2 separate regions of the Homo sapiens genome follow, and region 1 is linked to region 2. A link is an interaction called in ENCODE POLR2A ChIA-PET data of the cell type or tissue named here. Cell type or tissue: OCI-LY7. All regions are shown on one strand. Each heading gives the region's core, and the rest is flanking DNA. Links, peaks and the distances in the headings are about the cores only.

Region 1 (2,929 bases), core at 224-2,723, 54 kb before region 2:
TAAAAATACAACAATTAGCAGAGCGTGGTGGCTCATGCCTGTAATCCCAGCTACTTGGGAGGCTGAGGCAGAAGAATTGCATGAACCCAGGAGGCGGAGGTTGTACTGAGCCAGGATGACATCACTGCACTCCAGCCTGGGTGATAAAGCGAGACTCCATCTCAAAAAAATAAATAAATAAAATAATTTGAAAAAATGCCTCTACCTGTTCCTAAAAAATTAGCATCTATAGAATAATAACTAACATTTTATGAACGCTTACTATGTATGAGAGACTTTAAATATGTTAACTCATTAAAGAAGTTGCAGTATTCTTTAGTGTTTTCATCCTGGGTTTTCTTTTTTTTTTTTTTTTTTTAAACACACGCTTCGGCTGGGAAAGGGATACAGTGGATACAGTGGTATAAGTGTTGAGAATGTAGTTGAAACCTTGGATAGCCTATAAATTTTTTTCCAATTTTTTTATCATGGTAAAATTATAAAATTCACTACTTCAACCATTTTTAAATAGTTAAGTGGTATTAAATATGTTGTTTTTGTTGTTGTTGTTAGCGTTGAGTTTTAGGAATTTACTGTATTTTCTGGATATTAATCTCTTATCAGCTATATGATTTGTAAATATTTTCTCCCACGCTGTGAGTTGCCTTTTACTTTCTTGATAATGTCTTTGGGTGCACAAGATAGTTTGATTTTCATGAAAAAAAAAAAGTTGAGGAAAGAAATTTAAGAAGGCACAAATAAATAGAAAAATACTCTATGTTCATGGATTAGAAGAATTAATATTGTTAAAATGTCCATATTACTCAAATCAATCTACAGATTTAATGCAATCTTTATCAAAATTCCAATGTCATTTTAGAAAATATAATCCTAAAATTCATATGAAACTATTAAAAAAAAAAAAACAAAAAAAAAATAGCCAAACCAATGATGAGTAAAAAGAACAAAGCTGGAGGCACCACAGTAATCTGACTTCAAAATATACTATATATAAATTGTAACCCAAACACTATAGTACTGGGAATAAAAAAAAAATAGATACATTCATCAATGGACCAGAACAGAGATCCCAGAAATGAACTCATACATGTACAGTCAATTGATTTTCAACAAAACTGCCAAAAATGCACAATGGGAAAAGGATAGTCTCTTCAAGAAATTGTGCTGAGAAAACTGGATCTCTACATGCAGAAGAATGAAAATGGACCCTTATCTCACACTGTATACAAAATCAACCCAAATGGGTTAAAGGCCAGAAACTGTAAAACTACTGAAAGAAAACATAGAAGAGAAACTGTATAACATTTTTCTGGCCATGATTTTTTTTTTTCACTTGGTCCCCAAAGCACATGAAGCAAAAACAAAAGTAGACAAATGTGATGTCATCAAACTAAAAAGCTTCTGCACAGCAAAAGAAACAATTAACAGTGTGAAGACTCAACCTACAGATTGGGAGAAAACATTTGTAAGCCAAAGCCCTACATCCTAAAGGAGTTAATATTCAAAATATATAAGGAACTCAAACCACTCAATAGCAAGAAAACAAAAAAAATTCAATTTAAAAATAGACAAAAAGGGCCGGGCGCGGTGGCTCACACCTGTAATCCCAGCACTTTGGGAGGCCAAGGCGGGTGGATCACGAGGTCAGGAGATCGAGACCATCCTGGCTAACACGGTGAAACCCTGTCTCTACTAAAAATACAAAAAATTAGCCGGGCATGGTGGCGGGCACCTGTAGTCCCAGCTACTCGGGAGGCTGAGGCAGGAGAATGGCATGAACCCGGGAGGTGGAGCTTGCAGTGAGCCTAGATCTCGCCACTGCACTCCAGCCTGGGCAACAGAGCGAGACTCCATCTCAAAGGAAAAAAAAAAAACACAAAAAGGTCAGGCACAGTGGTTCATATCTGTAGTCCTAGCTACTCTGGAGGATGAGGGAGAATTGCTTCAATCCAGGAGTTTGATGCTACAGTGAACTATGATGGTGCCACTGCACTCCAGCCTAGAAGCAAGATCCTGTCTCAAAAAAAAGTTGGTGGGGACAAGGACCTTGAATAGATATTTCTCAAAAAAAGAAGATATACAAATGGCCAGTAGATATGTGAAAAAATGTTCTACTTCACTAATCATTAGAGAAATGCACATTAAAACTACAAATCACCTCACATCGGTCAGAATGGCTATTCTCAAAAAGACAAAAGATAAATCTTGGCAAGGATGTGGAAAAAAGGCAACCCTGTACAACTGTTGTTGGGAGTGTAAATTAATGCAGCCAGTATGGAAAACTGTATAGAGGTTTCTCAAAAATTAAAAATAGAATTCCATATGATCCAGTAAACCTACTTCTGAGTGTTTACTCAAAAATTTTGAAATTAATGTGTCAAAGAAATATCTGTACTCCCATGGCCATTGCAGTGTTATTCACAGCAGCAATATTATGGAATCAACCTAAGTGTCCACCAACAAATGAATGAATGAAGAAAATGTGGCACATACACACAGTGGAATACCATTCAGCTTTCAGTTATTTTCAACAACTTAGATGGAATTAGAGAGCATTATGCTAAGTGAAGTAAGTCTGGCACAGAAAGACAAATACTGTATGTTCCCACTTAGATGTGAAATCTAAAACAATCAAACTCATAGAAGTAGAGAGTAGAATGGTAGTGAGAGGCTGGATGGTGGGGGACATGGGTAGATGATGGTCAAAGGGCTACAAATCTCAGTTAGACAAGAGGAATAAGGTGGTTTTAAAAAAAATATATTGCACAGTGTGGTGAGCATAGTTAGTAACAGTGTATTGTACATTTCAAAATTGCTAAGAGAGCAAATTTCAAATGTTCTCACCACAAAAAATAGTAAGTTTTTGAAGTGATAACTATATTAACTTGATTTAAGTTTTCCACATCATATTCATAAATCATAACATCAT
Region 2 (2,929 bases), core at 248-2,747:
TATGTCTGCCATCGCACTCCAGCCTGGGCAACAAGACTGAAACTCCTTCTCAAAAAAAAAAAAAAAGAAAAAAGAAAAAACAGGAAAATGAAGTTTAGTCACACTATATTCAGTAAATTTTTGTGGAATCATTACAAATCTAACCAGCATTGGATTTATAGGGATATGGAATTAAGGATATGGATTTATAGTTGTAAGCAACTAACTAAAAAAACCTTATAAACATACCTTGTTTGTAACAGCTATTTTTAATGTAGAAAGATCGTTATTTGTAATTGCTACACATAGCACTTATTCTATGTTAAGTACCACACTGAATGCTTTACATATATTAACTCATTTATTTCTTTTTTTTTTTTTTTTGAGACAGCGTCTCACTGTTGTCCCAGCTAGAGTACAGTGGCGCGATCTCGGCTCACTGCAACCTCCGCCTCCTGGGTTCAAGTGATTCTCCTGCTTCAGCCTCCTGAGTAGCTGGGACTACAGGCACGTGCCACCACGCCCGGCTAATTTTTGTATTTATAGTAGAGATGGGGTTTCACCATATTGGCCAGGCTGGTCTCGAACTCCTGACCTCGTGATCCGCCCACCTCAGCCTCCCAAAGTGCTGGGATTACAGGCGTGAGCCACCGCGCCAGGCTAACTCATTTAATTCTTAACAGTACAGATGAAGTAACATTGTGTGACTAACTTGCTCCAAAATCACACAGCTATTAAGTGGTGGGGTGGAGTTTAAATTAAAGCAGCCAAAGTGCAGAGTGTATATTCTTAACCGTTGCACTCTTTCAAGTAGGCATGTAATGTGCTTTGCTTGGGTGACTTCAGAAGGGGAGATGTGTTTTGATAAGCTTACTATGTGTTTTGCTACAGCTATAAAATAAAACGTGTGGGCATTTATTTTTAGGCCCTGTTATATTACAATGTTAGATAACAAAAATATATAATCTTGAGGACTAAACCAAGCAATTACACCAATCGTGTTTTAGTAACTAATTGAGAACTTTGTGGATTTCTAAAGAAAGTGGATGGACACTTAACCTTCTCCCCCTTTCTAATTTGATTTCTGGCATTTGCTAGTTCGTATGATTTCCCAGTTAAAATATTTTGCTAGTGAAAAAAGTTTTAGTACATTTTTAAAAGTTTGTGAATTTTGGATTTATTCTAGACTTAACTACCTTAGTACTTTTAGTAATTTTGGTGATAAGTCTGGCAAAGGGTAAAACAGTTGTTTTGAAAAAGTTTAAGCTAAAATGTACACATACGTGTTTCTTGGTGTATTTTAAGCTTGTTACTACAAAATGCTATACAGAAATTAGTTGTAATATTTTTTTCTGTGCTCTGCTCATTACTGTCATTGTAATCTCTACTAAAAATACAAAAATTAGCCAAGCGTGGTCACGGGTGCCTGTAGTCCTAGCTACTTGGGAGACTGAAGCAAGAGAATTGCTTCAACCTGGGAGGTGGAGGTTGCAGTGAGCCGAGATGATGACATTGCACTCCATTACTGTCATTGTAATGAGCAGAGCACAGAAAAAAATATTGTAACTAATTTTGATATATATGTCTACATATATATGTCAACATATTAGTATTGCCGTGAAACTTCTTATGGGGCAGTAAGCCTATGTTGGCACAAAATCTGGTCAGAAGTATTAACTAAGGCAAGAAAGTTTGATATTTTAATTGATATGTGAAATGTATATTTTTTCTTATAGTTCTTTTTCTGATGAATAAATGAATACTTTATAGGTGAGGAATTCATATTTCAAGTGATTTTTAACTTTCTACCACGGTCACATAGTTCCTTAAGTGTTACATACAAAGTTTTGGTGCCGCAAAAGGAATAGCACTTGAATATAAAATTTTTTTTTAATTTTTAGCAAGGCAAGTTATTTTTATAGAACTCATAATTAACATAAGTGAGAGAGAACTCAAACCTGAGTGTCAAGCTTTATTACTATCTTGTGTAAAAAGAGGAACAAATTCAACCAAAACTAAAGTCCATCCTTCAGTAAAACTTGTATGTTAGGGTTGATACTGATGCGTAGGTACACAAATAAGTGTAAAATTCTAACTGAAAGAATATGCCAGATGGTTTATGGATGGTGGGATTAGGAGGGTTAAATTTTTTTCATTTGAACTTGTATACTTTGTTACCATGTTGTGGATTGTAAAATCTGTTTTGGATGTTGGTTTATACATCATGGTATTTAGCTTTTCTTTATTTTTTGTTTTTTTTCTTTGACTTAGTTACATACTCATGGTCCAAAATAGCAATTTGGTAAAGCCTATAGCCCCTATCTTAGAGTGTTTTAAAATGCAGGCCAGGCACAGTGGTTCATGCTTGTAATCCCAGCACTTTGGGAGGCTGAGATGGGCGAATCACCTGAGATCAGGAGTTCGAGACCAGCCTGGCCAAAATGGTGAAACCTTATCTTTACTAAAAATACAAAAATTAGCCGAGCGTGTTCATGGGTGCCTGTAGTCCCAGCTAAGGCTGAGGCAAGAGAATTGCTTGAACCTGGGAGGTGGAGGTTGCAGTGAGCCGAGATGGTGCCATTGCATCCAGCCTGGGCAACAAGAGTGAAACTCCGTCTCAAAAAAAAAAAAGAAAAAAGAATGTTTTAACATGTATTACATAAAATGCATAGGTTTACAAAGGAAACCAATTTATACTGAAGTACAACAAGGATTGAATTAGCATGAGTCATATTAAGGACATTATCTGGCACAGGCTAAGTTCTGTCTAATGTGGAAAACCTATCTCCTGCCTATCTTCCCCAACCACCTCATTCCCCTTTCCAAATTGCCCAATTACAATTTTTTGAGGATTCTACTAGAAAAAGTCTGTCCAGGAGAACTTTCTGAGATAATGGAAAGGGTATTTTTTACTGTCCAATACAGTAGCCACTGGCTGTACATGGTAATT

What was found. ChIA-PET counts read pairs that join two places held together with the same protein. Peaks named below come from ENCODE experiments on the same cell type or tissue, not always from the same donor. Only the 100,000 strongest peaks of a DNase experiment are listed, where the experiment ranks them.
Region 1: POLR2A ChIA-PET joins it to region 2 with 5 read pairs; 17 of 35 experiments call an interaction of 5 or more read pairs at or near these places.

The regions. Positions count from the first base shown.
Region 1 is chr4:98,973,556-98,976,484 of GRCh38, reverse strand. No RefSeq gene overlaps it. Among named protein-coding and RNA genes, the nearest start is that of METAP1, 21 kb to the left of the region's middle. In OCI-LY7, for the core only: no CTCF peak of the experiment used is centred there; no DNase peak of the experiment used is centred there.
Region 2 is chr4:98,919,988-98,922,916 of GRCh38, reverse strand. The region is part of intron 1 of EIF4E (eukaryotic translation initiation factor 4E); the gene reads left to right. Among named protein-coding and RNA genes, the nearest start is that of EIF4E, 7.7 kb to the left of the region's middle. In OCI-LY7, for the core only: no CTCF peak of the experiment used is centred there; a DNase peak (open chromatin) is centred at 1,426; H3K4me3 peaks cover 861 bases; H3K27ac peaks cover 1,427 bases.